2 separate regions of the Homo sapiens genome follow, and region 2 is linked to region 1. Evidence: chromatin loops called from intact Hi-C (ENCODE). Cell type or tissue: natural killer cell. All regions are shown on one strand.

Region 1 (5,000 bases):
GACAGCTGGGGCCCTTAAGAGGTGGGTGAACCCCCCCTACCCTTCACACTTTCCTTTTCTTGCTGGATGCATCTGAGGCTTGGTAGTAACCCAGCTTATACCAGAACACCACATGGAATAGCAGATCCCCAGTCAGAAGGGGCCTTGGTCACTGAATGACTGCAGAGAATACAGCCCCTTGCCTGCTTGGATCACTCATCTCACTCATCATCACTCAACTCTCAAGATGGTTACTTGAGAGAAAAAAGATTCTATATTCTTTAAGCCACTGAAGTATTGTCATGTCTCTTACCTAACCTAACTATTACAGAAACAAAGGAGATACTAGCGCCACCAACCAGTCCACATTTAGAGCGTTGCATTTAGTCCAAAGGTTCACGTTTTTAAAAGAGACATTGACCATCTGAAGCATGTCTAGGGAAAGGTAACAATAACAACATTTAGGAGTCTGAAAACCAAGTCAATGAAAAATCTGTTAAAGACATTACAGTTGTTTAGTCTGGAAAAGAGATTTCTCCAGGGTGACATGATAACTGTCTTCAAAAATTGAAGAAGAGGAATGAAACTGAATTGGGGTAGCTCAGTGGGACCTATGGCTGGTTGGGATTTGTGATGAAGCAGATTCTCATTCAATATAGGGAAGAAGTATCTAACAATGAGGGGTGATTAGAAAAAGGCCAGATTACTTTGAGTATCAGAGGCTTCTCCCTATCACTGCACCCAGAGAATGGCCACCCACTTATGAGATGTTGCAGGGGTGATCCAATATCATTGTGGCAATGCTAGTGAATTCTAGGATTTCATGTAGAAGAGGTGATATATAATGCAGGTGAAGCCAGGTCACAACGGGGAACTGACTGTCAGTTTGGAGTGTATCCTGGAGGCAAGTAGTATCTTGAAGGTTTCTGAGCAGAGTAGCAACATGATCAAAGCAATCTGCTAGGAACATTGCTTTGGCCAACACAGGGTGGTAAAAGTCCTGATTTTTATAGCCCGTGTTGGTCATTGGGTGCTTATATTCCCTGAACCAGTAGCAATTTAAAGAAAACCAAGAGTGGGCCGGGCACAGTGGCTCACGCCTGTAATCCCAGCACTTTGGGAGGCCGAGGCGGGTGGATTATGAGGTCAGGAGATCGAGACCATCCTGGCTAACACAGCGAAACCCCATCACTACTAAAAATACAAAAAAATTAGCCGGGCATGGTGGCACGTGCCTGTAGTCCCAGCTACTCAGGAGGCTGAGGCAAGAGAATTGCTTGAACCCGGAAGGCAAAGGTTGCAGTGAGCTGAGATTGCGCCATTGCACTCCAGCCTGGGTGACAGAGCGAGACTCCGTCTCAAAAAAAAAAAAAAAAAAGGAAAACCAAGAGTAAACAACATTGATTTTCTTTACTTTATTTTTGAGATAATCCAAAAAAATAGTTATGAGCTAGCATTTTTTAACAATTTATCTTCCAAGATGAATGATCCTTTCATTTCAAGGAGCTCAAAGTACTTGACATCCCAGTCTCATTCAGGCTTGTCTCATATCTGAACCGCTATGTCAGGGGCAAGACTGTCAAACCTCCTCTCTCAGATAAGAAGGATTCACAAAGAGGGGAAGTGAGTTGTTCAAGGTCACAGTGAGTCAATGGCAGGGCAGGCTCTTTGACTGAGGTCTCCCAACCCTCAGGCCTGCACACTGCCTTGTGCCCATGCAAAGGATACCTCAACTAGGAATGTCCCCCACATACCAGAAAAACCAACCTGAATGAACATCCTTTCTGAAGATAGAAATTACCTGAGATATTTAAGGTTCAACCAATCTCATTTTGTAGATGAGGAAACTGAGGCTTAGTGAACTCAGGCCTGGGATTCCTTGTACTACATCTTACCATCCTATCTACCCATAAAATGGTAGGCCCAGAAACAACCTACATGATTACCTGGAACCAACTAGGCTATCATCATCAGCTCCACTGTCTGGAAATATAAAGGCTCACATTGGCTTTGGCCACCAAAGAGAGGAAACATTCTGCAATCCTTAAAAACTCATGGCCGAAGGGGGTGGGGAGAACTGTTTGAGCCTTGTACTTACAAAGTCAAAAGGGAAAACATGTGTTTCACATTTGTCTTGGGATGGGAAAGAAAAACTTTTCCTTTCACTTAATCTTGGTTTAAACAAACAGAGAGACTGCCCTTTCTGTAAACTCACCGAATGTCAAATATTGTTCACTCGCATGGCATTGGCTTACTAAGCCACTACAGAGCCACTTCCCTCACGTAATCCCCTCAATCCAAAGGCACTTCAACTTGAAGAGGATCAACTGAAATAATACACATTTCCTCTGATGATTGGACAAGAGGCAGCCGATGGAATCAGGTTTCCAAACCTATAACCCCTGGTTTCAGCCGGAGACTTGAGGCAATACAGCTTCAGTCATGACTCAGGATTTTGCGAGTGAAAGCAAGCACGTCAAGTGATGTAAGAAAATTCCCCCATTCCTCCAACCCACTGGCTTCCTCCTCCCTGGAGAATTCAGTCAGACAGCATTGTGTTGGGGGTGGGGGAGAAACAGAGGTATCCTGTCACTGGGTGCTGAGCTGCCGGCACGCCTCCTATCACCATTGCCATGGCCAGCGTCATCACCATCGCGGTGGCCAGCGTCAGCGTTTGACAAAGGAAGTACTCAGTTACAATTACCTTCCTGTTGGCCAGCAGCTCAGATAATTGCTTTGCAATGTGTGTGAGAACCTCATAAATTAAACCAAGAAACAGAGGGGCCAGGTCTGGGCTGAAGGGAAGTGTCAAGTGGAGGAGGCAGTGATGCAAGGCTACCTTTGAAGTCACTTTGTTTGTGAAAAGTCTGCTGTGCTCTCTTAAGGAAACTCCACTGGAATGAGGTTTCTGTGCATGTGGGGTTTAGGGCTATTGTTTTTGGCTCTGACTTTCACCTCAAGCCCTAGCTAGGACATGTATAAATCCCATAACAACAGCCTGACATGAAATTGCTCACCCTCTCATTGCATCAGGGGACTTTTACTCAGGCGGATTTTGAATGCCTCATTGTTTAATAGGACAGGAAGTTTACTCTCAATGTAAATGAGGAATCCTTTTTCTCCCCGCCTTACCTCCTTGGAAGATTCTTACAGAGGCCTGACTTGTTGGCCCTAGTCTAGCTTCTGGTCTAGCTCCTTCCATAAAAGCAGCTGCAGCCCAGCAGCAGCCTCCCAGTTTCTTTATTAGGGTAAGGCTTTTCTTAGGACCAAAGTTTTTGGGCAGGCTTTTCCCTAGAGGGAGTGCTGGGTGATGGGTTAAGTAAGGGCCACCCAGGGACAGGGTGGGGTTGGATGTGAAAAGGGTTGGATTTTCTCTTTTCAGTTTCTTCATTCTGAACTGGACCTAGGTTTTTTTTTTAATCACAGAGAGGGAAGCCCCATCTCTAAATCTTATGATGCTTTTCTTCCTTGGGATATATCACAAGGAAAAAGTGGGTGACTAGCCCACATTTGTGGCATAAGGATAGGACTCTGAAGTCCAAATGTATCAGATTAACCAGCATGAGCAAGAGGATGCCTAATTCAGAACCATGACCCTACCCTCTGTTAGAGCAAATCTCTGAGGATAGAAACTTCTAGAAAAATCCTTGTGGGCTCCCCCACATCTCACACCACACTCTGTAGGCAAACCCTTTAAAAAAGGCACAAGTATAACCCTCTCAATCTTCTTCTGATGCCCTCAGCAACAAGATTGGCTGAGAGATCTTCAAAGGGAGAATAATCTCAGATACAATTACTTTAGTCAAAGGAAACCAGTTATGGACAACAACTAGGGAAATGACAGAGACACCAACTCAGTAAGATGAGGAAGCCCTAGTTTATTTGGTTTGTATATCCAGAATCTTTTTTCCTACACATCTGAAAAGATACCAATAATGAGTTAAAAAAAAAAAATCAAGTCAACCACTGCACATGTAGACCTAGAGATTAGTCTAAGGTTGAATTCCCATCACCATTGCCTTCCACACACAGCTTCATCAACAATGATGAAGAGTCAAGGATGGGCTGGGCAGGTGGCTCAGGTCTGTAATCCCATAACTTTGGGAGGCCAAGGTGGGTGGATCACTTGAGGTCAGGAGTTCAAGACCAGCCTAGGCAACATGGTAAAATCTGTCTCTACTAAAAATATATTAAAAAAAAAATTTAGCTGGGCATGTGGTGCACACTGGTAATCCCAGCTACTCCAGAAGCTGAGGCAGGAGAATCACTTGAACCCGGGAGGCGAAGGTTGCAGTGAGCCGAGATCGAGCCACTGCACCCCAGCCCGGGCAACACTTGCTCTGTCTCAAAAAAATAGGAAGAGTCAAGGATGATCCCTGACAGTAAATATGCTAAAGATTTATTTGTTTAAAATTGCAACATTAACCAGAGTTTTACACACTTGTATATGTGTATACGCATGTAAGTGTGTGATTGTGATTTTATTTGCACCAGGTCAGGTATAACTAAGCAAGAAGTAGCAGCCTTGCTTGTGGCCGGAGCTCTGTTCTCAGAGCTGCTTTCACATTACAGTCACCTGTAGAGATTCATCCACAACACACAGATACCTGAATGCCTGAGTGTCTCCCCCAGAGGTTCGGATTTAACTGGGCTGGCCTGGGATCTGAGCACAGATCTTTTTTTTTTTTAAAGCTCTCCAGCTGATTATAATGTGTGTCCAGGTCACCATCCACTGAACTAGGCCAGCCCCTAATGCAGTCTTCTCCCTCCACTGCTCTGTAAAATTGAGCCACATTTGCCAGCTCCTTGCACAATATCCTCTCACTTGGGCACTGGTGATTCTCTCATCTCCCTGGTCCTCATCCTCGCTTCACCCCACACTTCAGCATCTGGGATCTGGCTTCCCTGTGACTATACCATGGCAAAAAAGTTCTTCCTAAAATGGCCTCAGGTATAATTCACATTTTAAATTACTTCCTACTCAATAAAAATGATTGTATTTATAAACCATCTGGTCATTC
Region 2 (5,000 bases), 240 kb after region 1:
TGAGCTCCACATGGAGTTTGCTGTGGTTGGCAGCTCCCATTAGCCTTTACAGGTATATGTGGACGAGTGTGTGATCAGCCCCAGCCAGGATATGGAAGTGGCCCCTGCACACTACAGCCTTGTCAGGAATCATGGGTACTGAACCTGGAGGAGGAGGATAGGGTAGGATGGGTACAATTCAGTGGGTGATATCTCTGGGGAGGCTGGGACAGGGGCTGAGAGCCTTCCAGGGCTGGAAGGCACGGATGCCCAGATAGTGCTCCCTGGGCGTTCTTGAGTAGTCCTTTCTAGGCCAGGGGAGCAAGAATGCTTTACTGGCCCTTTCACCTCTGGAGCCTCTGTTTGCCCTTCTGTGAAATGGGGATAGTGCCAGAATCTTCAAAGCCTGCTGTGTAGACTGAATGGGGTGACGCTTAGCTCAGTGCTTGGCATGCAGAATTCTCAACAAATGATGGTGTATGGTGGTGTTGGGGCTAGGACCAGATCCCAGTTCAGGGGTCTGACCCTGATGACCTTCCAACCTGTGCCTTCCAGGTGCCTGGTGAACGGCAAGAACTTCCACTCCCACTTCGTGCCCCAAGAGGTCCCCAAGAGACTGGAGCTCTCCTTCCAGGCCTTCAGCTTTACTGGTACTCCTGCTGATGTGAGTGGAAACAGATAACCCCCTCCCCACTCTGCCACCCCGTAGGAACAGAGACCCAAGCTGAGGAATCTTTGGAAGTTACGGGGTGCACCACAAGCTGTTGCTCTGGAATCTAAAGGTCCCATCTGATGCTACCAAGAAGGCCTGTTCCTTCCACAGGGGCACTCATGGTGAGTCATGTTCACCAAAGGTGTACTGCATGCCTTACCCTGTAACTGGCATTTGAGGTACATGACCTCACTTAATTGTGTGGGAGGTGAGGAAACTGAGGCTCAAAATAGCTCAGATTGAATTTCTGCAATAGTTCCCCATGCTTGGCTGGACCACAAGCCCAACTGCTTTGGCCTAGAGTGGGCAGTGTGAGGTATACTGGGAATGGAGGCTTTGGACTGTGACCTAGACCCAGGTTCAAATCCCAGCTCCAGCTCTTGCTGGCTGTGACATCATGGGCAAGTCACTGACCTTTTGTTAGCCTCTGTTTCTTTGCTTGTTAAATGCAGGTCTGGTCCATGCCACCCCTAGCTCCCATCTCTGGTGCACTGACCACCTCCATCCCTCACCTCTAGGTAAGAACTTCTGGATGCCTCCCTGGGAGTATGAGTGACAGTTGTGAGATTACCTGCCTGGCCCCCTGATTACCCTATCAAAGGTCCTTGGCAGGTAGGAGGCCCCTGTTTTGGGTGTGGAGGGTGGAGGTAGGCTCTGAGGCAAGGGAGGCAGCTGGCCCGGGGAATCAGTCACAGCCTTGCATGAACAGGCTTATAGAAGACATCATCTTGCTACTAAAGGCCTCTGAGGAAACTGACACTGGCCTGGACCACAAAGACCCACTCAAGGTGCCCATTGATCAGAACCAAGGAGGGTCCTGGCTTCTGGATCCTGTCTGGAGAGGCTTCTACTGTGTGGGACCTTGGGCAAATCCTTTCCCTTTCTGGGCCTTGGTTTCCCCAAGTGCAAAATGAGAGCATTAGATTGGCCTGCCACTTTTGAGCCTCTCATGTAATCTTTATTAAACAGATATCTGGAGACCCCTTCACCTCCACCCACATAACCCTTGATATATGCCCTTCTGAGAGTTTCATAGAGGAGAGAGAAGGCTTGTAGTCACTCACACCATAGTATAAACAACATGTTATCTTTTCTGTCCTTGGAAAAAAAATAGCTTCATATTCTCTCAACTTTCAGTATCAGTAAACAAATAGTAGAAGGTCAGAAGTTTATAGCTGTGTGTGTTGGGGGTGTGAGGGGATGTTGTGTTGTGGCTTAAAACTGTCTTTGATGTCTTTGGCTTCCAGATTCCAATCAGGCCTCTGAGAAGGCTTCCCATCAGGCCCCTGAGAAGGCTTCCAATCAGGTGACAGAGAAGGCTGACTTGTCCTCTGAACTGAGTCAGGCTTCTGACTCTAGGGGGCCTGGAGACGAGCAAGGGAGCCCTCTCCTGTAGCCTGGGCTCTTCTCCAGGTCCCCTTCACAGTGAGAGACACTGGAGCTCTGCATCCAGTGGTCTTTGGCAGTCCCTGTAGAACCAGGCTCTGGCTTCCTCCTTCTCCCCTCCCTCTCCTCCCTGGGCCCCCATTTGTGGCCTGCCAGGGCAGAGCCTGAAACCTCAGGCAATCTGGCTGTAAGCTTGCTTACCTCATGACCTTGGAAGCCACTTACCCCTTTGAGCCTCCTTATCCAGAACAGTAACTGCTGCCCACTGCATATTGTTAATACATGCTGCCTTTGTTGCCTGCCTGCCTGCCAAAGGAGGGGCCAGGGCTTCCATTTTTCTGTTTAATCCTCCCAAGAATCCTCCCAATAATCCCATGCAGTAGACACAATCAGGTCCCATTCTATAGATGGGGAAACTGAGGCTTGAGGTCACATAGGCGTCGTTCAAGGCTGGTATACCTGCACCCTCTCCCATGTGAACAACATGGTTCTGGGTAATGGGGGCTGTCATCCAGTCTCCTCCCTGCCCCTGCTGGTGCACTTCCTGCCTCTGCTGGTGCACTTTCTGCCCCTACTGGTATATTTGCTGCCTCTGCTGGGGCGCTTCCTGCCTCGGCTGGTGTATCTCCTGCCCCTGCTGGTGCACTTTCTGCCCCCGCTGATGCACTTCCTGCCTCTGCTGGTGCACTTCCTGGCTCTGCTGGCGCACTTCCTGCCTCTGCTGGTGCACTTCCTGGCTCTGCTGGCGCACTTCCTGCCCCTGCTGGTGTATTTCCTGCCCCTGCTGGTGTACTTCCTTCCCCTGCTGGTGCACTTCCTGCCTCTGCTGGCGCACTTCTTGCCTCTCCAGGCCCTACCTAGCCTCTCCCTCTTATATATGGAAGTCTTCCCAGTTCACTGACACTGGTAACAGGGACTCTGCTCTTGGTGTTGCTGTCTGCCCTGGGGATGGGCATCTGTGTCTTCCTTTACTACTGCTGGCTCAGGACCCAGAGCTTTGAAGCATGTCCAGATGCAGGTCCGGGCACCAGAGTCTAAGGAGCCCCTACACCCACCAGGATTTTCCAATAAAGAGATGTTCACCAATGAGTTTAGCTCTCTGGTTTTCCTGAGGAAGGGCTGGGAACATGAGGTCCCCAGAACAGGGGCCACTGTTGGGGATACTGTCTTAGGCATGGCAGGACTCAGACAGGGGTGGGGAGGGGTGGAAAGAAGTGCGTTTTTCCTCCAAACCTGTGGCTGCCTTGGGTAGGCTGGGCTCAGAGCACTCCTGCCTTTGCCCCTTAATGTTTGAGAAGCCCAGCAGCCCCCTAGGGCGGAGGTTGAGCCTCTTGAGGATGACAGAGAGGAGGGCCCATTGGAGGTTTACTTTGCATATCCTCTTGCCTGTAGACCAGTAAGTGGCATGTCACAGCTGGCCAGTAGGGATGACAGCCAATTGTTAGCTTTTCAGGAATTTTATGAGCTCGTTGTTAGACACAGCCATTATTAAAAATTAAATAATGTAGGCTGGTGTGGTGGCTCATACCTGTGATTCTAACACTTTGGGAGGCCGAGGGAGGTGATCTGCTTGCGCCCGGGAGTTCGAGACCAGCCTGGGCAACACGGTGAAGCCCTGTCTCTACAAAAAATATAAAAATTAGCTGGATGTGGTGGTGCACGCCTGTAGTCCCAGCTACTCAGAAGGTTGAGATGGGAGGATCGCTTATGCCCAGGAGTTTGAGGCTGCAGTGAGCTGTAATCACACCACTGCATTCCAGCATGGGCGGCAGAGTGAGACCCTGTCTCAAAAAAAATAAATAAATAAACAATATAAAAAGATCAAATGATATAAACTTAGATTTAAATACATTTTACTAAAAACAAAGTAAATGCTCAAAACTTGTTGCCTCGTAATCATTTTACTATCTTAATAGTAAATATTTTACTATCTTACTATCTTACTATCCTTACTATCCTCACTATCCTTACTATCATCCTTACTATCCTTACTATACCTTACTATCATCTATGCTCTTGGGAGCTTATTTACATCTATTCTGTTTGGTGGAAAGACCACATTATCATGTGCTACTGTGTATCGCTTTATGTGGGAAGCTTGAAATAGGCCATAGTGGACACATTTATACCATGGAAATTGACAAGGCAGGGTCTCCATACCTAGAAAGTCCTGTAGTTTACCACCATTCTTCTGACCCTCTTGCTAACCCAGAGGGTAGGTAGTGTGAACCAAAAGTATCTGAGACAGGTCTCAATCAATTTAGAAAGTTTATTTTTCCAAGGTTAAGGATGCACCTGTGACAGCCTCACCCTGATGCCATGTGCCCAAGATGGTTGGGGCACAGCTTGGTTTTATACACTTTAGGGAGACATGAGACATCGATCAATGTGTGTAAAATGTACATGGGTTTGGTCTGGAAAGGCAGGACAACTTGAAGTGGGGTGGGGGCTTCCAGGTCATGGGTCGATAAGAGATAAAAGTTTGTGTTCTTTTGGATCCTTATCAGCCTTTCACTGAATAACAATTTACATGTGAGCCGGGGTGGCGGGTAGAGGAATAGTCACTTATGCTTTAGTCTGGCTCAGTGAAGCTGCATTTTTACATAAACAATAAGGGCAGAGGAAGCAATCAGATGCATTTGTCTCAGGTGAGCAGAGGGATGACTTTGAGTTCTGTCCTTTGTCCTGCACCTGTGAAGATCAGCTATTCATTTACATTGCCAGGGTGAAATCCAACAGAACTGTTTTAGGGTAAAAATCTTGAGGCCTACAAGGAATTTCCTTGTGGGCAAAATGTGCATGAGGTATGTAGCTTTTTAATCCTTGTAGCTATCTTATTTAGGAATAAAATGGGAGGCAAGTTTGCCTGATGCAGTTCCCAGCTTGTCTTTTCCCTTTGGCTTAATGATTTTGAGGTCCCCAG

Evidence for each region. Peaks named below come from ENCODE experiments on the same cell type or tissue, not always from the same donor. Only the 100,000 strongest peaks of a DNase experiment are listed, where the experiment ranks them.
Region 2: a loop joins it to region 1, with 3 times the contacts of the local background. A loop is called at or near these places in 3 of 110 quality-filtered maps.

The regions. Positions count from the first base shown.
Region 1 is chr22:30,193,854-30,198,853 of GRCh38, forward strand. The region is part of intron 1 of LOC105372988 (a long non-coding RNA gene); the gene reads right to left. It also overlaps a transcript of HORMAD2 not described here. Among named protein-coding and RNA genes, the nearest start is that of LIF-AS1, 43 kb to the right of the region's middle. RefSeq lists an enhancer at 2,513-2,632. In natural killer cell, no CTCF peak of the experiment used is centred here; a DNase peak (open chromatin) is centred at 2,578; H3K27ac peaks cover 1,856 bases.
Region 2 is chr22:30,433,083-30,438,082 of GRCh38, forward strand. It overlaps LOC105372990 (a long non-coding RNA gene), which reads left to right. Exons shown (of 4, transcript NR_148046.1): 1 at 1-162; 2 at 535-813; 3 at 1,210-1,303; 4 at 1,939-3,419. Among named protein-coding and RNA genes, the nearest start is that of MTFP1, 9.8 kb to the left of the region's middle. RefSeq lists an enhancer at 2,736-3,257. In natural killer cell, CTCF peaks have their summits at 2,690 and 2,889; DNase peaks (open chromatin) are centred at 1,969 and 2,749; H3K4me3 peaks cover 632 bases; H3K27ac peaks cover 1,677 bases.